Linked DNA regions of Mus musculus: all the other regions are linked to region 2. A link is a loop called in an ENCODE intact Hi-C map of the cell type or tissue named here. Cell type or tissue: gastrocnemius. All regions are shown on one strand. Links, peaks and the distances in the headings refer to the core of each region. The heading gives the core; the rest is flanking DNA.

Region 1 (5,821 bases), core at 614-5,613, 220 kb before region 2:
GCAGACAAGAGGAGCGTGAGCACATATGGATTGCCTGGGGCCCCCTTTATTCATTCTCTTCAGTTGGCTGGCTGATGACTTGGTTGGCTAATTTGAGACAAGGTTTCACTGTGTTGCCAAGATTGGCTTTTAAACTCTTCAGACTCAATATGTCAACAGGGCTGATTTCAAACTCTCCATCCTCCAGCCTCTACCTCCTAAAGATTAGGTATAGGTTTGTTTTGTTGGTTCCTATTGAGCACATCCCTAGCATTTAATACTATCTCTAATGAGTTGTTTCTTCTTTCTTTTTATTTATTCTTCTCTGGAACAGTACATCCTGACTGCAGGCTCCCTTCCCTTTGCCCCTCCCAGCTCTACTGCCTCTCCATTTCCCTTCAGAAAAGAGTGCTCCTCCAGGGTTATCAAGTGAACCCGACATAACAAGATGCACACCAAAACGAGGCACAGTGCTCATGTCAAGGCTGGATGAGGCAACCCAGGAGGAGGGAAAGGGTCCAGCAAGCAGGCAAAAAGAGCCAGAGAGACACCCCCCCCCCAACTGTTAGGAATCTCACAAAAATCTCAAGCTAAACAACCACAGCATATATGCAGAGGGCCTGACGCAGATTCTCATGCAGCCCTGCTTAGTTGATTCTGTAGGCCGTGTTCTCCTGGTGCCGTGGCTCCTACAGTCTTTCCTCTGTGGGGTCTCCCAAGCTCTGCTTAATGTTTGGCTGTGGGTCCCTGTCTCTGCATCTGCCCCCATCAGCTGCCAGAGAAAGCCTCTTGTCTCTCTGATAAAGGTTGGGCTGTGATCTGTGAGTACAACAGAATATCATTAGAAATCATTTCACTGGCTTGTTTTTTTTTTTTTTCTTGCCAGTCATGTTTGGTTCTACCCTAGATCTGGGCCATCCAGCTTCCAGTTTGTGGCTATCTAGGCAGTTTTGGGCACGGCTCCCTCGCCTGGTGTGGGCCTCAAGTTAGACCAGCCATTAGTTGGCCACTCCCACAAGCTCTGAGCCACCATTGCCCCAGCACATCTTTCAGGCAGGACAGGTTATAACAGGTCAAAGGTTTGTGGCTGAATTGGTGTCCCAGTCTCACCACTGCAAGCCTTGCCTAGTTACAGATGGCTGGTTCAGGCTCTGTATCCTCCATTACTGTGAGTCCTTGCTAGGGTCACTATCTTAGTTAGGGGTTTACTGCTGTGAACAGACACCATGACCAAGGCAACTCTTAGAAAAACACATTTAGTTGGGGCTGGCTTACAGGTTCAGAGGTTCAGTCCATTATCATCAAGGGGGGAGCATTGCAGCATCCAGGCAGGCATGGTGCAGGAGGAGCTGAGAATTCTACATCTTCACCTGAAGGCTGCTAACAGAATACTGACTTCCAGGCAGCTAAGATGAGGGTCTTAAAGCCCATTCCCAGTGACACACCTACTCCAGCAAGGCCACACCCTCTCCAACAAGGCCACACCTACTCCAACAGGGCCACACGGTCTAATAGTGCCACTCCCTGAGCCAAGCATATACAAGCCATCACAGTCACCCTCATAGGTTCTAGGAAGTTTCCACTGTAACAGTTTCCACTGTTTCCAATTTCCACATTGCCCCCAGTTCCAGTTATCTCTCCCCTTACTCTTTCTCTCCATCCCTCACCCCGACCTGATCCCTCCTGTTTCTAACTATGTGTATAGGTGTCCTATGTGAGTACATGCGCATGAGTGAAGTTGCCTGGGGAGGTCAAGGACGATAGTGGATCCTGGAGCTGGAATTACAGGCAGTTGTGAGCTAATCAGCTTGGATGCTAGGAACTGAATTCAGGTCCTCTGCAAGAGTAGCAAAGTACTGTTCACTGATGAGCCATCTCTCCAGCCCCGATTATATTATGTTTATAGAATGTGCATTATGTGTTACGTCATTGGCTACTGGAATTTCATGATCTCACTTGCTCGTCAGTGAGAGTTGAGATTTAGTTGCTGTGGTCGATCAGCTTAGCCATCATGCAGCCAGGCTCATGCCCAGTGCTGTCCTTTGCTGCTTGCTGCTTACATCTACAGTGACAGGTGATTTGTGTATGTGATTTGTAAGAAAGAGCCCACATATATACCCAAGCATGGAAGACACTCATAAAATACAATTAACAAATCTAAACATAAAAAGAAAAGAATACAAACACATGTATTAGCTCATACCTTGAGTCCAAAGGATCCGCTCCCAGCATGGCACTTCCATGTGGCTGTGTGCAAGAGACCTCGCTTTGTAGAGGTGGAAGCAGGGAATCACCGTGAGTTCAGGAGAGCTTTGACAACCTGGTGAAATTGAGGCCAGATTGAAGCCGGCCTGGGTTCCAGGAGACCCAGTTAAGATCCATCCAGTGTTCACTGAGGATGTTATAGTAAGAGACAAACACTGACCACATGTTGGCAGCATAGGTGGTTAGCCCCGAGTGGTGATGGAATTGTAGGAAAGGAAAAATGTGAAGCTGCCTAGGAGAACTCATAAACCAAAGAGGAAATCATTCAGGCGGCTCTTCAGAGGTGGAGAAGACGACAACAGGTGTTTTCAGACCAAGGAGAAAAGCATATCTGAAGGGTATGTGTGTGAGAGACGATGATTGTTAGCCTGCCCTAGGATATAGGGCAGAAGGGGGGAAAAGGAAAATCTTTTGAGTTACATTCCCTTATTGGGCACTAGGAGGCGCTGTTCTCTCAGAATAGCTTAGTTATCACACATGGACTTAAAAAAAATTTTTTTTAAAGATGTGTAATCAGCCATCTAAATACAGGTTATAGTCAAAAGTTGCAGGGGGCTTGCTGATGGTGGAGCTCAGTAGCAGAGCGCATGCTTAGGACATTGAGACCTTGGGTCCAATCAAAACTGAAAACAACTGAGGGTGAGTGGGAGCGCAGTGTGAATGGTTTCTAACTAACCCTGTTTTCTGTGCTTAGAACATTCCAATTCCAACCCTGAAGGAATTTGCAAAGTCTCTGGAGACCAACACCCATGTGAAGAAGTTCAGCCTGGCTGCAACCCGCAGCAATGACCCTGTGGCCCTTGTAAGTGAGACTTGAAACACAATATGACGTCATTTAATTCCCTGGCAACTCTTTATTTTTAGTTTTTTTTTCTTATTGTTTAAGATTAGCTTTCTGTTGTTTTGAGATAGGAGTCTTGCTGTGTAGCCTGCATTTTGAACCCACCATGGATCTTGGACTAATCTTGAATTCCCAGTAATCCTCTTGCCTCAGCTTGCCTAGTGCTAAAATTTCAGGCATGAAATCACCATTCCTCGATAATTTATTTTATCAATTGAAAGTCTTAGATCTGGTCAACTTAATCTAACAAATTTACGGTCCTGAGGCACAGGCTAAGAACCTACACTACAGACGCATTGGTTTAAGTGGATTCTTGACAGCGCTGTGCTTTCCAAACAAGACAGGCGTCTTGGCATTTAACTAAATAAATATTTAGAGTTTGTTCTGTGTTGAGAAAAACGATTCTGCAACTTTCCCTCCTACAGTAACTTTCTGTAACCGTCATTAGATATTATGATGCCTCCCCCAAACTTGCTTGAACTTGGCACATATAAAAACGTCAGAGTGTGTTTTGTCTTAATCTGTATGTGCATTAATAAGCCAAGCATACTGTAAACAACCAAAAATAGTGAAACATTCCATTTGACATTCAGTTAATGCGAGTATGGAAATAAAAGTAATAACCAAACCTTTGTCCTTTTATGCATTTGGGGTAATCTAGCCAAACAAGAAAGCTACTTAGCCTAAGTAAATACTGTCCCCACCGTAGCCATCACCGCTTCCTCTTGTCTGCTTTGCTTATTTTAAGCCACTCTTCTAGGGACTCGGTGACTACAGTTCTGAGCGCTAAGCTTTGAAAGCTTACCTCACCCAGTCATCCCTTAGTGCTCCAAATACGTGCTGTTGTTAGTTCCTGCAATAACGTAAGAGGTTAGATTATCCCAGGCGTGGCAAGTAATGACAGAGCCAAGAATCACCACCAGGTCGTTCTAGTTCCATTACACTAAATTTACACACACAGCCCTGCTGTTGTTGATAGGGTCTCCGGGAATCAACCTGAGAGTTTACAACACCAGCCGCTGGCTCTCAAATCAAACTAGAAAAACAAAGGTCCTGACACAGTGGTTCGATTTAAAGTAACAGTCTTGGGCTGGAGAGAAGGCTTAGCGGTTAAGAGTGCTTGCAGCTTTTCCAGAGGACCTGAGATGATACAAAGTATCCACTTCAGACAACTCGCAGTTGCTTATAACTCAGGCTCCAGGGAATCTAATGCTCTCTTCCAGCATCCTTGGCACCTCATCCTTGTATGAGGTCACATACATGAAGCACAGACATACCTTCAGACAAAACACCCATATGCATAAAATAAAAATAAAGTCTAAAAAATAAAAGTATATAGAGATATGTCTGGGCGTGTAGATATAACTTAGAACTGTAATGAGGTATTCTACATTCTTTTATTCATATTCCATCTTTGAAACCTGTGGGGTGTTTTATATTTATAGCTCATCAGTTCAAACTACTACTGGTTTTCTTCCTTTTTTTTTAAGAATTACTTATTTATTTTATGTTCATGAGTACACTGTCTCTGTCTTCAGACACACCAGAAGAGGGCATCGGATTTCATTACAGATGGTTGGGAGCCACCATGTGGTTGCTGGGAATTGAACTCAGGACCTCTAGAAGAGCAGTCAGTGCTCTTAACCACTGAACCATCTCTCCAACCCACTAGCTGGTTTACTAAGGCTTAGTAGCTACATTTCTTGTGACTACCATGTATGTTGGGTTCTGTTTATTAGATTTAAAAGAATTATTTTAATTTTTAATTAAGTGTGTGTGTGTGTGTGTGAGAGAGAGAGAGAGAGAGAGAGAGAGAGAGAGAGAGAGAGAGAGTTAGTTCAGCATCCTTGAAGCCCAGAAGAGGGTATGTGGACTCCTGGAGCTGGAGTTGCAGGTGGTTGTGAGCCGCCTGAGGTGGGTGCTGGGAGTTGAACTTGGCTCTTCTCCAATATCAGCATGTACTCTGAACTGCTGAGCCATCTTTCTAGCCCCAGGAAATTACAGTTTTATATAATCCCATAGAGTGCAGAAAGCAAATCTTGAGACATGTATTTCTACTCTAATCATTTCTATAGCATGGAGGGAACCACCTCTGTGTTTTTCTGACACTACTATCCCAGCACATGGAATAGATGCTCAGATATTTGCTGAACCGAAGTGAACCAGAGTGAATAACTCCAAGTTGTGTTTGGCTGCATGGGCTCCATTTCGTCCCATTTGAGAAAAAGTGTTTTCTTTTCTGAAGTTTAAGATAAAGCGGCACGATCTTGCCTGCCTGCCAGGAGGTTGTGCAAGTTTTTATAAAGAACTAATTGCTCTGAAGTTTCTTTATTCTGGGACGGAAAGTTAAGGCCAAAGCTTGGTGTGTCCAATGAGGAAAGGCTTGCTGCACTCCCATCCCATGCTCTGATTAACATGGGTGCATTTAATTTTAAGATCAAGTGTTAAACGGAGCATGGTGGCCTATGTCTCTAATCCCATCACTTGGGAAACAGAGGCAGGGGAATATCTGAGTTCAAGGCCAGCCTAGTCTACAGATAGTTCCAGCATAGCCAGGGCTACACAGAGAATCTTTGCCTCAAAACTAACAGACAGCAATGAAGAACAACTATTGAATAAATGTACCTTGAGTTGCATCGTGTGCCATTCCATCAGCCTATGTCCCTGTGCGTTCGGCTCTAACACCTGTCAACACACAGGATGTCCATTCTGTCCCAGTGACTCTCAGCTCAGGAG
Region 2 (5,821 bases), core at 527-5,526:
AAGAGCTATGCCTAGATGGCTTTACTGGTGAATTCTACCAAAGGACTAGTAGCAAGTCCTTCACAAACTCTTCCAAAAACATAAAGGATATTCCCTCAACTCATTCTATGGAAAGATACCCTACCAAGATGGGATATTTGCAAGCCATATGTCTCGAAAGAGATCTGTTTCTAAAGCATGAATCCCAAAACATAATAATTTAAAAAAGCAAACTGATTGGAAAGTGAAGGAACTGGGACGCTCATTCCCCAAAGATTATATACAAACAACCGATTCCTGTGAAAGTCCTCCTGTGCGTAGAGAGCCTCTAGGAAAGTAGACATCAAAGCCACTAGGACCTCATGTTTTATATCCAGTGGGGAGGATATAGGTAGGAAGACAGGCAAGTGCTGGAGAGAATATGGAGAAATTGTAACCCTTGCTCCAATGCAGAGTGTCCAGAAGAGTGTAAGAGGGTGCTCTAGCATGTGTGTGGAAATCAGGGGACAACTTTTGGGAGTTGGTTTTTCTCCCTCCGCTATGTGGTTTCTGGTTATGGAACTTCAGGCTTGGCAGCAGGAGCCCTTAACCACTGAGCAATCTCACTGGCGTGGGCCTGATGTTTTGTGGGAAGTTTTGAAACCAGTTAGTTATTAGCAGGTTGATTTTTTTTGTGTCTGAAGCTAAGGCAGACTTCTGACTTGGTTTGTTCCTAAGGGCGGGTAGGTAACCAAGAATTCTAACACTACTTTTTTTTCCCAAAGATTTATTTATTTATTATATGTAAATACATGTACACTGTAGCTGTTTTTAGACACTCCAGAAGAGGGTGTCACATCTTGTTATGGACGGTTGTGAGCCACCATGGGGTCTGAACTCAGGACCTTCAGAAGAGCAGTCAGTGCTCTTAACTGCTGAGTCATCTCTCCAGCCCCGCTAATGAAATTCTTAAGAGTAAAGAAGTTGCCGGGCAGTGGTGGTGCAGGCCTTTAATTCCAGCACTTGGGAGGCAGGGCAGGTGGATTTCTGGTCTACAGAGTGAGAAACCCTGTGCCTGCGTCCGGATAGCACCTGGCGTCCTAACACTACTTACTAAATAATCCAGTGTTCCTCACCATTGTAAATGCGTGCACACACATTGGTAGTTTTGCTCCTGACTTTACTCCTGACAAGGCATAAAGGCTATTTGCTTTATCAGAGGCCCACATGCCATAGCCTTGAGAAATTCTTCATCTTCTTGGCAAGTGAAGTTTGGAAAGAGGGGACCAGGACAGGGACTGTGACTTTCCTACCATCGTTGTTCAGGCTGAGCTGAGGTCTGCATGAGACCTCCACACACTCTCCATTCTCTGCTCACAGGGCTGGGAGCACATCCTTGCACACTCAGTGCCCAGCATAGCTCAGGGAACCAAGCCTCACCCATTTCTCTGGTCTGCTCTTACTCTGGTGTGTCTCCAGACTTTGGAGTCTCCCTTGCCCCACTGGGCCTATCCGTTTCCTGCCTCTCCCTGGATTCATCGTGCTCCCAGACCTTGGACTTGACCTTATTTTAGTGTCTATCTCTCAGCCCTTGAGAACAGTGAGTCCTGAACCTCGCTGGGATCCAGGACATTATCCTGTCAACAGCTCTCAGCCCTCCAGCTCATGTCTCTGCTTATCCCCGAACAATATGTTCTCCCCTCCCACAGTTGCTCACGATATGGTCTGGACATGTCTCCCCTGGCCTCAACACCCTGGAGATGTGATCCTATGCTCACCCCTGAAGCACCCCTTTCTCTTGTGACTAGTAAGTAAGACAAAAGCTTCCAAAGCCATGGGAATGCCTGGGAGCAGGAGGGAAGTGCGTTGAAAGGGGCCGGGATAGCCACACAGGGCAGCTACATGCAGAGACCAGAGGAGGCACAGGCTTACAGTGTGACTTTGGGTCAGGTTAATCAAGAAAATGCCCCACAGCCTTGCCCACAGGCCAATCTGATGGAGGCATTGTCTCAACTGGCCTTAGCTTGTATCAAGTTCAAAAAAAAAAAAAAAAAAAAAAAAAACCTCTAACCAGAACAACTGGACCACATAAAAGATAACTGATGACTTCATTGGGTATCTATGATTGGCAGGTACTTCAGGGGCTTCATAATGCCCTTCAGATAAAGTATCTTTGCCTCGGCATTGTCTGCCTGCCCATGCACTTAGCCCTGGCTCCATCCACACAGAAGGATTTCATAGGTGATGCCATATTTTCTCTTGTGTTCCCTCTGCCTGGGCTTCTTCACCCTTCAGGTTCCCCTCTGCCCTTCTTCACAAGCTCGATTGCCACTTCTGGCAGGAAGTCCTCTCTGACACGCTGGGCTTGGTGGCTCTTCCTATCTTCTCATGGCATCTATGTATAGTATAAGTTTGGCTACCCCCCAGTCCTCTGGTCAGGTCTTACTCCATTTTTCTTGCACAACTGCCAAGAAGCTAGTGGTTACCACACAGTTGGTGTTTACCCAGCCTCCAGCTGCCCACATACATAGATACTAACAGGCCAAGTGTCGCGCCATGAGCCCAGACATCTCTTGGGGCTTTCTGTAGGCCATGCTTAACAGTAGTGTAATTCCCTGGCCTCTGCATCTCTCCTGAGGTAATCCTGTATCAGATGTCTCCTCTGTCTCCTCATCTCTCAGGTGTGCACACCGGGAAGGGTAGCTGTGAGGCTGGCTCTTCTGGTTAGATTGCTAACCTTCCAAGGGTAGGCACCTGCCTTCTCCCTGGCTAGCTGGGCCCAACTCTTGCTGTAGTTTTACTGATTTTAGGGAAAATGGGCTTTTATACTTTTAGTAACCAGTGAGACAGGCATTGGATATCAAAAGCTTTCGAACCACTCTTACTAAAGTTAGGTGTGTCCGGCAATTATGCAAGATTCACCCTTCACACTGTACAGCTCCTCTGTCCCATTTGAAGGCCAGGCGCCCCCTGGTGGAAGAACACAGTCTGTTCTGAAAAAAACCAGGCAAACTACACCTGGCAGGGAGGCTTTCCGGGGACCACAAGGCTGATTACCGTTTTAATATGTGTAATAATATATATCATCTTGTTCCTGATAATAAACTGTGCTTTCTCACATCATAGAATTTAGCAATTGTAGTGAATTATGATAAGGGTCAATAAAGAAGTCACCACAATTCCCACCCTATACAGAGCCAAGCATGGAATTTTTAGTGTATTTTTTTCCCCAGTTCTTACTTTCTCATGTGTGTGTCTGTCTCTGTATGTGTGTGTCTTGGTGTGTGTATATGTATGTATGTGTCTCTGTGTATGTGCACATATGTGTTTCTCTCTTGTGTATATGTGTCTGTATTTCTGTATATGTTTATGTGCGTATCTGTTTTTCTGTGTATATGTGTGCATGTATGTATCTTTGTCTCTGTGTGTATATGTGTATGTATGTATATGTATTTGTATATGTATGTATATATATGAATGTATGTGTATGCAGATACATGTGTGTATATCTGTGTATGTATATATATATATATATGTGAATGTATGTGCATGTGTATGTGTATGTATGTGTATTCATATGTGTATTTGTGTTCATATGTGTATATATATGTATATATATATGATTGTATGTGTGTATATGTATGTGTATGCATATGTGTGTGTGTGCCAGAGATAGAGGTCATGTTCCTTGCCCTCTCACTTTGTTTATAAGGCAGGCTCTCACTGCCCTGGACCTTGCTGATTTGACTAGACTGACTGGCTGCAAGTCTCAAGGCTCCTCTGTCTCCACCTCCTCAGGGCTGAGATGACAGGCATACAAACTCAGGTTCTCCTGCTTGCAAGGCCAGCCCTTTAATGACTGGGTTATCACTCCAACCCCTTGGTTCTTTTTCTATGAAAATACAAGAAGTTGGCTGTACACTACTCTATTGCAAGGTGTACACCACCCTCTTGCAATGCACTCAATAAAATAGTCTCAAAGGAAATACAGGAAATATACAAGCAATTCACATAGGTGTCTGAATGCAGCACCGACATTAACCTACAAGTTTAAAGTTGAGATGACTCCTCCATGGACCACTGAGCCGATGGCCTGGAAGCCTGTTGCCCCAGTTGGTCTGAAACTTGCCCTCACCTGCCTTAGAGCATCTACTGCTGTGACAAAACACCATGACCATAAACAAATCAAGGAAAGGGGTTTATTTTAGTTGTAGTGTAACTACAACTCTCAGGTCATATTCTATCACAGGGGGAAGTCAGGGCAGGATCCTGGAGGCAGGAGCTGGAGCAGAGACTGGAGGGATGCTGCTTTCTGACCTGCTTCTCCTTGATTGCTCAGCCGGCTTTCTCATGCTACTCAGAATCTCCTTGCTAGGGTTGGTTGGCTCCACCCATAGTGAACTGGACACATCAGTCACCCATCAAGAAAACTGGCTTGCCCACAGGCTAGTCTAGAGGGAGCATCTTCTCAGTTGAGATACCCTCTTCCTAAATGACCCTAGATTGTGCCAAGTGCATGTCTGCATCCTTGTGCTGTGGCTTTTCATTTTTACCGTACTAACTGCCTTCCCTACCATCCGCCTTCCTTATTGCCTGAGTTAATTGTGTCTTGAGGGCAGTGGGCTAACGGGTAAATAGATGCTGACCGCTCTGCCTGGTATACTGTATATCCTGCTTAGAATCTTTATTCTGAATGAAGACAACACCAAATGGGGCTTACTGTATTTAAGAATCTTCAAAGGTCTCAGAGAGCCTGCGAACTCTAAAATGGGCCTGTTACCTCAAACAACGAACGGCTAGTTGCCAGCAGCCGTTCCCATCTAGGGACACTGGCGGGTTCTAGTCTGGGTCATAGATTTATAGTGTGAACCTGGCAGGACTGGTCACACCGGCAATAAGCTGTAGAATGGCACATGGTTCTAACCACCAAGGAGCTTTCAGGAGAAGCTGGGCTGCTTATGTAGAAATGAGAAATGAAGCTATAGTCAATCTGAGAGTGGCCATAACGTTCACAACGGTTGAAGCACAATGAAAGGCATGTGACAAGTCACCTCTATTTTTCATAAGTTTGTATTTTGTCCGTGATAAAGTGTGACAAAGTAAGATGTCGCTGTACCCACTTTCATCCCGTGCAGGGGATGGAGGTTGATCACACTTTTAAATGGCAGCATGGGACTGAAGTGTCCCCAGGGATCTACTTCACACTGTGTTAAGTATGTTTTTAAAAATTTTTTATGTAGGCTGGGAGTTTATAAGTTTGAGCATGGGCTGGAAAGATGGCTTAGTGGGTAAGAGCACTGACTGCTCTTCAGAAGGTCCTGGAGTTCAAATCTCAGCCGGAGCAAGTAGGGATTGAGCAAGCGAGCAGAAGTCCTAAAAATTCAATTCCCAACAACCACATGAAAGCTCACAACCATTTATATAGCTACAGTGTACTCACATACATAAAAATAAATAAATAAATAATATTTTAAGAAAAAGTTTGAGCATAAAGAATTTTGAATCATAAAATCAAACTGCAAGGACCTATTATATAAATGTAAACGGATAAGCCTGCTGGTTAATCTTCACTGTCAACTTGACTGGATTTGGAGTTGCCTAGGCGACAGCTCTGGGGATGTCGATGACCGTGTTTCCATCATGCATGCGGATGGCATCATCTCATGAGCCAGGATCCCAAATGCTATATATTTTTGAGATGGGGAGGAGGGGTGTCTTACTATGTAGCCTTGGCTAGCCCAGAACTTGCTATGTAGACCAGGCTAACCTCAAACTCAACAGAAGTCTGTCTGTCTCTGCCACACAAGAGCTGGGATTAAAGATATGCACCATCATACCCAGCCAAAATTATCTTATGTGTATG
Region 3 (5,821 bases), core at 564-5,563, 80 kb before region 2:
CAGAGACAAAGAAGGTTCAAGGACCAGAAGGTTCAGTTAGGACAACTTAGCAGACTTGCAGTAAGCAGGCACACTAGCTCAACCTCAGCAACCCAGGTAGCGGAAGCAAAAGGATCAGTTCATTCAAATAGGAGGCCACCCTGGGCTACACAGTAACTCCCAGGCCATCTTAGGCTACAGAGTGAGACCCTGTTTCAAAAAGCTGAACTAACTAAATAAACAAAGTAGAACTCTTCATGTTTTACCTCAGACCCCACCACTGCCTAGTTCTTAGACATGAAATAAAACAGTAAGCAGCCCTACATTCTGGTACAGGGAGCACTGCTTGGTTCAGAGTGACATCCCCGCCACTGTGATGAGAGCCCCCCCATCTCCTCCTCACTGCTGTCAACAGTTCTTTGTTACTGGGCGGTCCTGAATCACCTCTTTCATCTTGATCACTTTCTTGACCAGCAGGTAGTGGTCCCTGTACCCGAAATGCAGCAGGAAGAGAAAAGCAAACAGAGCAGAAGTATAGAAAAACAATTGTACACAGTCCCATCAGAGCACCACATATGCATTATGGAGTGAAGAATGTAGTGTTTTGGTTTGTTTACAAACCCCAGTTATGTCATATGAGTATGTTTTTGTTTAATCCCAGGTGTGGACTATGGGGCTGCTTCAGTTTGCCTGCAGCCATTAACCATGATTGTCTCCTGCTCTAGGAGGGGTGTGATTTTTGCCAGATAGTTTAACTCTGGGGACTCTGGGGAGGGTATAGACACAGAGCCCCGAGAGAGCAGAGGGCACTCTGGGAAAGCTGCTGCTCCTGATTGCTGCTGCGGTTTGTAAAGTAATCATGAACAAAGTGAGCAAAGAGATGAAAAGAAGAAGTTGTAGATATCCTGATGACAGAGACCGGATGGATCCAAGGACCAGTATGACCTTAATCAGTACAAAGTCGCCTACAGAGGTCTGCACCCCCTTTTCCCTCTTTCTCACCTTCTTTCTCTCCTACCTAATGCTGGGGGGGGGGGGAAGGGCGTGGAAAGGGACCAAAGTGGAGAAGGGTTGGAAGGGAGGTAGAGGTATAAGAACACAATCAAATAGTAATACAAATATGCCAACAGAAGAAGGTAATAGCTAAAGAAATAATGACCCAAATAGAACGAATCTAACATCCGAGAAGTTTAATTAATGCCACATTGAAAAACCTTAAGGAATCCACAGCTAAACATATCAAGTTGTCAAAAAAACAAAAACAAACCCTTGAGCCGGGTGTGGTGGTGCACACCTTTAATCCCAGAGGGAGACAGAGGCAGACAGTCTGAGTTCAAAGCAAGTTCCAGGACAGCTAGGGCTACATAGAGAAACCCTGTTTTGAAAAAACAAAAACAAAAAGAAAGTAAGAAAGCCCAAAGTAGATAATCAATAAAACCAGTAGTTTAAAACCAGTAGTTGGATTTTTTTTTCCTCCATTAAATAAGTTCTTGTAGTCTCAGTTGGCCTGCCTGCAACTGGTTATGTAGACCAAGCCTCAAACTTGTGCCAATCCTTCTGCCTATTGTCTTTTGAGTTTTAGGATTACAGAGATGTACCATCATGCCTGGCTAACAGTTCATTCTTTAAAAACATTAACAAAATTAAACCATTAGGCAGACTGTACAAGAAAAAAAAAAGCAAGACTCAAATTACTAAAGTCAAGAATGCAAGTGGGGATGACATTATAGACCTTACAGAGTCGATGATTATAAACCATAAACAATGCTAGAAACCTAGACATACTCCTTCTGAGGTCAAGAACAATATCTACTTCTGCAAGTCCCATTCGACATCATAAAGAGAGTACCAGCCATAGCAAGGTAAATAAATAGGCAAGAGAAAGAAACAGTACAACTATCTCTAATCACCATGGCATGGTTTCACATGTAGAAAACCCTAAAGGAGCCACAAAAACAATGACAGAAAACATATCAGCATCAGGATAGCATCAAGTCACAAGATCAACGTATAGCAGAAATAGAAAATAGGACGTAGTAGTACTAGCTGGAAGTGGAGGTACACATCTAACTAAGACCAGCACTCACTGAGGAAGTGGAATCGGGAGTATAAAGCCAACAAAGGCAACATACACAGCAGATCCAGTAGAAGAAAGAGGGGGAAAGAAAGGGAAGGAGGCACGCAGGCAGGTAAGCAGACAATCAGGCAGACCTACCAAGTTCTACCCTGTCACATCCGTAGCAACTTCAAGACTAAGAGCAGTTGTCAAAGACAGGACACCAGACCCTGAAAGTCAGTCTTGGAGAGTCCACTAACTCAATGGTAAAATGGAAGAAAACTGCCATGACCTTAAAAGAAGTTTTTAAAAGGGAAGAAAGGGGAGGGGAAGAAAGCGTAGAACTGCAATCATCTGTACACTCCACTTCCCTAAGCTATGGGTGGCTATGAGAAAGCACTACAGGTACATCTTACTAAACGACGCTTTCACCAGTGGATGCAAAAAAGCACTAAGCGTTAAGCACTAAGCTGGGGAGCGGGAACCTGTCTTCTCATGATTACATTCCCAACCCCTAGCAAGGTGGCCAGGAGATGATAGGGATCCTTGTTTACTGAATGAATGAAACGCTTCATGGAAAACATGGGAAGGTGTACACAGAATTGTGCCTCGAAGACACAGAGAATAAACTATGAGCAAAGCCGGGCACAGGAAGAGTTTAGTTCTCTGTACTTTTACTTAGTGCTCCCTCCACAACTGGAGTAATTACATACAAACTGGAGTTGGTGACGAATGGGGGGAGGGGCAAGGAAAATGACATGTATAGAAGTTAATTTGGGCCTGGGGGGGCTGCAAGAATTCTGAAGTTCATCTCGGATCTTTCCTCATTCTTCTATTCACATCTCAAATTCAGATATTCGTAGACCTGTGCCAGAAATGCCCCCCATGAACCATCATTCATTCATTCATCACCAAATCCTGTCACTCCTCTCCAAACACTCCACAAGTTTCCCCATTCTTACATCACAGACAAGGAAACTGGCTTTCCGCACAGGCTCTCCAAGGGCACCCATCGCCAGTGCGTAGTCCTTCTGTAGAACTCCAACCTGATCCCTCCCAGACCCTTCAGGGGCATCTACACTCTCCCATCAACTCGCCCTTTCACACGGGGCGTTACCGCGCCCGATGGGCAGTTGAACATGTCTCCACTCATTCACTGCCAGCCACCCTTTCAATTGGCCATGTATGCACGGAGGGGCGCAGGCCACACGTCCTCCCTTCTGCTCCCCCAGGAGTCCAGGCCGGTCCCTGATCCTCCAGGCACTGACTCCGCGGCGGTCTCCCCGGGAGAGGCGGGCACCGCCGGGCATGCAGGGGGCGCTGGGCAAGAGCTTGGGGACTTCGCGTTGCCCGGCGCCGCGCCTCCGGCCGAAAAGCAACCCGACGCCCCATGTGCCCATCCGCGGAGCTCGCCCGCCCGCCCGCCCGCCCGTCCGCCGCACCTTTGCGCTCGGCCTCGCTCTCAGCTTCGCTCCCGAAGAGGTCCTCCATGTCCGCCATAGCAGCTTGGTCCGCGGCCTTGGCTTGCTCGGCTCGAGCCTGCTTTACGGCCAGACCCGTCCAAACACGACGTGTCGTAAAGAGCCGCACAAAGACCTACTTTACTTTTGTGACCTAGTTTTCTCCAGCACTCGGCTGGCTCCGCCCCCACCCCCTCCACCCCCGCCCCGGTGTCTGCGCTCGCCCGCTACTCCGTTAGCCCGCTCGCACGCTGTGCGGAGCTTGGGATGCGGGTCAGACTTGTTTACGACCTGTCAGCTGCGGCCAGGTTTCTTAAAAATAGTTGAGGGTGGGTGTGGTCGCTCTGCTCTGGGGAGGCAGATCTCTGTGAATACCAGGCCAGGTTCGTCTACAAAGCGAGTTCCAGCCAGCCAGCCAGCATATGTCTACATACGTAGATCCTGTGGCAGAAGAATAAGAAATAAGTCATTGAGAGCTCTAGCCTGGAGTAGTTAGTGGTGCACGCCTGTAATCCAGCACTCTAGAAGCAAAGGGTCAGAAACCCAAATTCATCATCAACTGCATAGCAACTTCAAGAGCAGCGTGGGATCCTTGAGAACCCCCACCCTTAAAAAAAAAAAAAAAAAAAGGGCTGGTGAGATGGCTCAGTGGGTAAGAGCACCCGACTGCTCTTCCAAAGGTCTGGAGTTCAAATCCCAGCAACCACATGGTGGCTAACAACCATCTGTAATGAGATCTGACTCCCTCTTCTGGAGTGTCTGAAGACAGCTACAGTGTACTTACATACAATAAATAAATAAATCTTTAAAAAAAAAAAAAAAAAAAAAAAAAAAGACCTGGTGAGATCGCTTGTCGGTAAATGACTTGCCCTTAAAGACTAAAGATCTGTTTTCCGAAAATCCAGCACCTACTTAAACTCAGGCACGGCTTCCAACATCTGTAATCCCAGCTCTCAGGTCCAATAAAGGACCTTGTCTTAAAATACAGATGCTGGATGGTGGTGTCTAGGCCAGCCTGGTCTACATAGCGAGTTCCAGGACAGCAGGACAGCCAGGGCTATACATAGAGATTCTGTCTGGGGGAAAAAAAATAAAAAAAAGTAAGGTGCTGCCTGGTGGGGTGAAGAGCATTTCAAGAATACACTGGAAATCGGCCTTTGGCCTCTAGGCACATGGAAAGTAGCTCTGTACAGAGCTTGCCTATTATGAGTGAGGGTTCAAATTCAATCTGCACTGGGGAAAAATAAAAGATTTAGGACTAGAAATCCCAATATGGGAGGCTGAGGCAGGAAGACAACTGAGAATTTGAGGCCAGCTGGGGCCACAAAGACAGCCTGGATTACTAAGGATGAAGCTTTCAGTAGTATTAGGTTAGTTTCTGGCAGTATTTGCTCATTTCTGATCTCTTCTTTAAATTACATTTATTAAAATAAATTTATTTTTAATTTTATTTCTTTAAATGTGCATGGGTGCTTTACTTTGCATACATATCTGTGCACCACATGCATACCTGGTACCTGAAGATGTCAGAAAGGGGCATCAATCACATTACCTGGGACTGGAGTTAGAGACAGCTGTTACCTTCCATGTGAGTGCTATGAATCAAACCTGGGTCCTCTGGAAGAGCAACCAGTGCAACCCAGCCAGTGTTCATAACCACAGAGCCATCTCTCCAAGTCTCCATTTCTAAGCTTTTTTTAAAAAGATTATTTATTTTATGTATATGAGTACACTGTAGCTGTACAGATGGTTGTGAGTCATCATGGGGTTGCTGGGAATTGAAATCAGGACCTCTGCTTGCTCCTTCCCCACTTGCTCCAGTCCCACACACTGTAGCTGTCTTCAGACACACCAGAAGAGGGTGTCAGATCTCATTACAGGTGGTTGTGAGCCACTGTATCATGCTGGGATTTGAACTCAGGACCTCTGGAAGAGCAGTCAGTGTTCTTAACTACTGAGCCATCTCTCCAGCCTATCTCTAAGCTTTTTTGGTTTTAGAATTATAGATAAGGGATTATAGATCAACATACCTATAAGATGGATATGGTTCTCAACATGTGGGTTGCAACTTCCTTGACAAATCTTTCTCTCCAAAAATATTTATGAGTCACAATAGTAGCAAGAAAAAGTTATGAAGTAGCAACCAAAATAATTTTATGGTTGGGGGCCACCACACATGAGGAACTATATTAGAGGGTCAAAGCATTAGGGAGGTTGAGAACCACTGCTAGAAGATATATTCTACTATATTACTGTTTTTTATGTGTGAAAAATGGGAGGAAATAGACTGTGGCTGTTGATAGCCTACCCAATATGATCTGCTTGG
Region 4 (5,821 bases), core at 506-5,505, 150 kb before region 2:
CTTTACAAGTTTATATTTGCTCGCTGCCCTGAAAGTGTCAGTACAGACAGCCTAGATTGAAGCAGAACGCCGTAGTGAGAGCATGTTGTGGACCAGAGGTGTTTGCCACATGGCAGCCAGGAAGGGGCCAGAAATGGGGTGTATCTCCCCAGACCTCTCAGTAACCTGCTTGTAACTAGTCTCCTTATTCTACCCCACCCCCAACCCCACATTCCAGTGCCATCATGTGGCATCATGATCCACCTAGGGATTAGGTCACTGCCCTCATGATCCAGTCACTAATAGTGACTGGATTACCTATCTCCTGGGAGACAGGACTTCTGTCCAGGAACTTTTGAGGTACTTCACAGCTAAGCTATAAGAACCGAAACAACAGAATAAACCATAACTGACTAGTATCTGCTGTACTGGTTAACACAGACATCACACTAGATGTTTCTATTGCGCACTTGAAATATAGCTGAATTTTTAATCAAATAGCCACAACTATGGCATTGAATGTAGTGAATAATATAATAGCAATAGAGACAGAGTCTGTCTTTAGTGCTGGGGAGGGCACTGAGTACAAGGAAAGTGGAGAGGAAAAACTCCCCAAGGCTTGCTGTCAGCTGGGAGAGACTGGGGGAAGGGCAGCAGAGCTACAACTTTTCCCAGGCCATCCTCCTGCCATAGAGCGGAAAGCAGATGAGGTAAGCAAGGGTCAAGTTATCCTCCAGGGCACAAAGAGCCAGGTGTGGGGGGTGGAAAACAGCTGCCTGTTCCCTAGAGACTTTCAGTCAGGACTATGTGTCAGGGGCAGGGGTCACGGGAAAGTATGCAGCTTCTCCAAAATCCCTGAGTCCTTGACAGGAAGGAAGCTCCTGGTATGTTCTCAAAGTGGCTCAGCACTCAGGAGGCAGAGGCAAGAGCATCTCTGTGCGTTGAAGGTCAGCCTAGTCTACATGGTGAGTTCCAGGGTAGCCAGAGGTACAAAGAGAGACCTTTCTCAAACAAAGAAAAAAAATCAATAATAATAGTAAATCTTTAATTATAAAAAATAACCAAGGAATCTAATGGAAAAGCATATAGAAGCATAATATAAAGAGGTGGGAAGGTTTAGACAGAGATGTGAGATAAGGGGTTTTTTCTTTCTTTTGAGATAAGAGCTCTCATAAGCTCAGGGTAACCTTGAACTCCTGTGCTACTTGCATCTCCCTCCCTCACAGCTGTGTCCTCACAGCCAGTGTTCTTGCCTCAGAGGAACAGTTGTTGAGTTTTAGGACACCCCTTGGGATATAGAGACATTTCCCTGCGATTAAATTAGAACTTGAGTATCTAGAATTGTCTCTGCTGTTCCTCAAGTCACTATTAACAGTTTGTAGTAAGAAATTGGATGCCTTTTTCATTTTTATACATTTTAGGATTTCGGGTGTGTGTGTATGTGTGGTGTGTGTGTGTGTGTGTGTGTGTAGTGTGTGTGTGTGTGTGTGTGTGTAGTGTAGTGTGTCTGTGTGGCTGGTTTGGAGCTCACTGCCATTCTTTCTGCTTTAAGTACCCGGTGCTTTAATGATTACTCAGCCAGCTTCATTTAAATATTGATTCAGAATCTGTGAAATAACTCATAATTTCTCCACAAAAGAACTGGGCATTGTGCACTCAGGAGGCTGAAATGAAAGGATTATGGGTCCAAGGCCAGCCTGAGCCACAGAGTGAAATTCTATCTCAGAACTGAAAACAAAAGTAGCCATTTTTATTTTCAGAGATGGGAAGCTTTTTCAGTTATTCTTGCTTTCTAGCGTGTGTAGCCAATATATTGCTGTAGATGTTGGTTTTTGTTGTTGTTGTTGTTTTGTTTTGTTTTGTTTTGTTTTTTCTAGACAGGGTTTCTCTTTGTAGCCCTGGCTGTCCTGGAACTCACTTTGTAGACCAGGCTGGCCTCGAACTCAGAAATCCGCCTGCCTCTGCCTCCCAAGTGCTGGGATTAAAGGCATGAGTCACCATTGCCCAGTTAGGTGTTGGTTTTGACCTGCTTGTCTATTTCAGTTGCACGTGCCTTACCTGTGTGAGGGGGCAAAGATGGCACTGATTTAGTGACAGCAGTGATAAGTAACAAATGCTTTTGTTTTTCAGGGAAAATTTTTATCCCCAAACAGAAGCCAGCGCAGACTCTTACAGAAGAAACTATATCCCTCGACCCAGAGTTAGAAGAAGCTTTGACAAGTGCTTCAGACACAGAGCTGTGCGACCTTGCAGGTATCTCCCAAGGCGGGGGTGCTGGGGAGGAGGGGTTTGAATGAGAATGGCATGGGGCAGGCAATACAGGGCCCATCTCCATGCATTAGACAAAAGCCTGCTCTGTACAATAAATCTAACAGTTGGATTCTTTTACATACTCTATGGTGAAATTTTATAGTGGTAAAATGTCTTACTTGATGACATTCCTATGTTGCTGTGTTTTAGTCTTTCTAGCAACAACAAAAGCTCTTCCATCAGCTGTGAGCCTGTGCAGACTAAGCACTAGGAACAGCCTTCGGGGTCACCTTCTGCCCTGCTTTATGGAGAGTAAATAGAAACCAGGATCTGTAGTCACTTCCCCAACTCCGCTGAATGACAAGGAACACTGCAGACTTCTGTATCCCCGTGGCCAGTTTCTTATCCAGGCCACTCTCCCCACTTACTATGCAAATACCCGTTTTCCTGGGTGAATATGTGACGTGTAGGAAGGCCCTCATACCCCATAGCCCAATGGCGTGTTTGAAAGTAGAGTGGAGGTTCCTGGGAAGAACCTTGGAAGGCGGCAGAGAGCGTGTGTTGTCACAACTCCAGAAGGTGGTGTACTCCTTACGGAGCAGAGCACTGGGGGGCTTTGTAAATAGAAGCCTCATCAGAGAGCATATCAAAGAATTTGAATGCTTCTGCCAATGCCGCTTTATTCTAAATGAAAGAACTTAACAGCACTTACCGTAGTCACATGTGCCATCATGCCCGGCCTTCTGCTCTGTCTTTGTATATATAGTGTTATGTTCCTGCAACCCTAGACAGTGAACAGTAAGAGCATCTTTTCACTTTCCTCTCTTAGCCACCAGGTGGAGCTAAGCGCAGGTTTTCCTTTAAGGCCAGCCTGCCTCACTCACCCTGTAGTCTAACTTAAAAGATGCTAGGAAATAACAAAGGATTGGTGAGACTAGATGAGAGGTTGTCGGTGATTTCTGACCACTACCTCATTCCTTCCTCCTGTTTGGGGATGTAGTGTCCATTTTCAGTTTAGTAGGGAAGTGTCTGAAGAATGTTAAAATACTTAAAGTTTTTGTTGGCAAACTGGGTGCTGTGCTCACCTATAGTCACAGCTACCTGGAAGGCTTTGGCCCAGGAGTTAGAGGCCTGCCTGAGACACAGCAAGGCCCCATGTAAAAACAAAGAGGTTTTGAGCAGGTAGAAGTGGAAATCTAACGCTCTTCTGTCTCTGCAGCTATTCTTGGGATGCACAATCTGATTGCAGACACACCGTTCTGTGATGTGCTGGGAAGTAGTAACGGTGTCAACCAAGAGCGTTTTCCCAGTGAGTAACTGAAATGCCTTGTGGATTCTAATCCTTTGCTTCCTCCATGTGTTAACTTTGGTAGTTATTATGCCAGATATCCAAATATTATATATACATGTGTTAAGATATTACTACCAAGAAAGCCATTAAGATTTAGTCAGGTGTTGTGATTCATGTTTATATTCTCAAAATTAAGAATGCTTCCCGAGCCAGGTGGTGGGAGCAAGGCACAACCTTAATCCTGACACTCAGTAGGCAGAGGCAGGTGGATCCTGAGTTTGAGGCCAACCTGGTCCACAAAGTGAACTCCAGGACAATAATATACAAACAAACCCTGTCTCAAAAAAAAAGAAAAGAAAACAGGAAGGAAGGAAGCTAGTTAGCTTCTTATTGTTCTGGAAGATGAAGTCCAGTCTACCTTTTTTAGCTTACTGTCACCTGTAACTCCAGCTCCAGGGATCCAGTGCCCATTCCAGGCCTCCAAGGTCCCCCACACATGTGGCATACACACATACATATAAAGTAAAATAAATATTTTAAAAATCAAATTTTAGAGCTAGAGAGATGGCTCAGCGATTAAGAACACTGACTGCTCTTCCAGATGTCCTGAATTCAATTCCCAGCAACTACATGGTGGCTCACAACCATCTGTAATGGGATCCAATATTCTCTTCTGGTGTGTGTGAAGACAGCTATAGTGTACTCATAATTTTTGTTTTTAGAATACTTAGTAATTTAGTCTTTTTGTTTGTTTTTGTTTGTTTTTGTTTTTAAACAGGGTCTCACTGTGTAGCCTTAACTGGTCTTTGTTTGTTTGTTTGTTCATTTTTTTGAGACAGGGTTTCTCTGTGTAGCCCTGGCTGTCCTGGAACTCACTCTGTAGACCAGGCTGGCCTCGAACTCAGAAATCCACCTGCCTCTGCTTCCCAAGTGCTGGGATTAAAGGCATGCACCACCACTGCCTGACAACCTTAGTTGGTCTTGAACCTCAGATCTGCCTCCTGAGTCCTGGCAGTGTGTAATGGGAACCATTTTTGCCACATAAATACTAATGACAAACAGTATAAAAGCTACACAAGTTTAGGGTTTTTAAATTTGCATTTTTTTAACAAGTTGTTTTTGCAGTGAGGATCCAACAAAGGACCTTAAACAAAGTACATGAACTTTCCACCACTGAACAGCCCCAGACCAGCCATACCTAGTTTTTGTTGACATTTTATTTTCATGTTGCTAGTTTTTAAGGAATGCATGGAAATTCTGACAAAGTTTCTTTTTTTAAATATAGGGTGTTTTAAAAAAAAAAAAAAACTCAAGGTAAATATTTGCTATTGTAACACATTTAAGTATGTCATAAATACACTACAGAGTAAATGTCTCAGAGCTGGAGAGATGGCTCAGCAGTTAAGAGTTTACTGCTTTTGTTTGAGGGTCAGGGTTCGGTTCCCAGCACCTACATGGTGGTTCACAACCACCTGTAACTTAAGTGTCAAGGGATCCGGTGCCCTTCTCTGTCCCCAATAGGCTCCTGAGTACATGTGATATACATATATTCAAGTAAGCACACATGTGAACTCAGAAATAATTTTTTTAAAAAGAAGTAAATGTTTATATTCAAAAGCATTAGGTAACCTACCACCCCCCTCAGCTGTTAACAAGTTGGTATATATCTTGTTCTATAATTCTGGCCATTTATATGCAAATGTATACATATTATGCATAAATTGTCTTTTTAGTGACATTTATGTATTTATTTTTAAGAATTTTAGTTAATACTGTTTACATTTCTGGGTTTTTTAATGGCTGTTTTGTCTATATGTATGTCAGTGCGCCCATGGTGGCCAGAAGTGGGTGTTGGTTTCCCCAGGACTGGAAGTGGTTGTGAGCTACTACGAGGGTGCTGGGAATCAAGCCCAGGTCCTCCACAAGAGCAGCTAGTGCTCTTACCTCTGAGCCATCTCTCCAGCATACAGCTTAATGTTTTAATAGTAGCTCTATTCCTAGGGCTGGTTTCTTTTCTTTCTTTTCTCTTTCTAACTTCTTACTATGGACTCGCTCTGTGCATTCGGTCACGTGTGGGTGGTCTCACCTAACACTCACAGCAGCCCTGTGAAAGAGGGATTGTGCTTGTTACTGTCCTCTGAGGGAGCAGTGAGGGGTCTGCAGACCTACTTCATTCAAACATTTGTATGCTTATCCCTTTTACAGTGTTCTGTAGTTTGGCTGTTTCCCTTGGATTTTAACTTTTTATCTTCAGAAATATTCATTTGTGAGAAAGAAGAAACCATCAGGTATTCATTACCT

The links. Peaks named below come from ENCODE experiments on the same cell type or tissue, not always from the same donor. Only the 100,000 strongest peaks of a DNase experiment are listed, where the experiment ranks them.
Region 1: a loop joins it to region 2, with 5 times the contacts of the local background. A loop is called at or near these places in 6 of 42 quality-filtered maps.
Region 3: it touches region 2 in a loop (6-fold over the local background); 27 of 42 quality-filtered maps call a loop at or near these places.
Region 4: a loop joins it to region 2, with 7 times the contacts of the local background. A loop is called at or near these places in 9 of 42 quality-filtered maps.

Annotation. Positions count from the first base shown.
Region 1 is chr9:75,579,055-75,584,875 of GRCm38, reverse strand. It overlaps Tmod2 (tropomodulin 2), which reads left to right. Exons shown (of 10, transcript NM_016711.3): 7 at 2,939-3,046. Among named protein-coding and RNA genes, the nearest start is that of Tmod3, 22 kb to the right of the region's middle. In gastrocnemius, for the core only: a CTCF peak has its summit at 2,674 (motif pointing right); no DNase peak of the experiment used is centred there; H3K27ac peaks cover 732 bases.
Region 2 is chr9:75,358,994-75,364,814 of GRCm38, reverse strand. No RefSeq gene overlaps it. Among named protein-coding and RNA genes, the nearest start is that of Bcl2l10, 14 kb to the right of the region's middle. In gastrocnemius, for the core only: a CTCF peak has its summit at 2,930 (motif pointing left); a DNase peak (open chromatin) is centred at 2,924; H3K27ac peaks cover 311 bases.
Region 3 is chr9:75,439,292-75,445,112 of GRCm38, reverse strand. It overlaps Leo1 (Leo1, Paf1/RNA polymerase II complex component), which reads right to left and starts at 3,589. Exons shown (of 12, transcript NM_001039522.1): 1 at 3,478-3,589. The coding sequence starts at 3,535. In gastrocnemius, for the core only: a CTCF peak has its summit at 3,351; a DNase peak (open chromatin) is centred at 3,625; H3K4me3 peaks cover 1,803 bases; H3K27ac peaks cover 1,644 bases.
Region 4 is chr9:75,512,884-75,518,704 of GRCm38, reverse strand. Tmod3 (tropomodulin 3) reads left to right here. Exons shown (of 10, transcript NM_016963.2): 4 at 2,110-2,232; 5 at 3,449-3,538. Among named protein-coding and RNA genes, the nearest start is that of Tmod3, 44 kb to the left of the region's middle. In gastrocnemius, for the core only: no CTCF peak of the experiment used is centred there; a DNase peak (open chromatin) is centred at 3,052.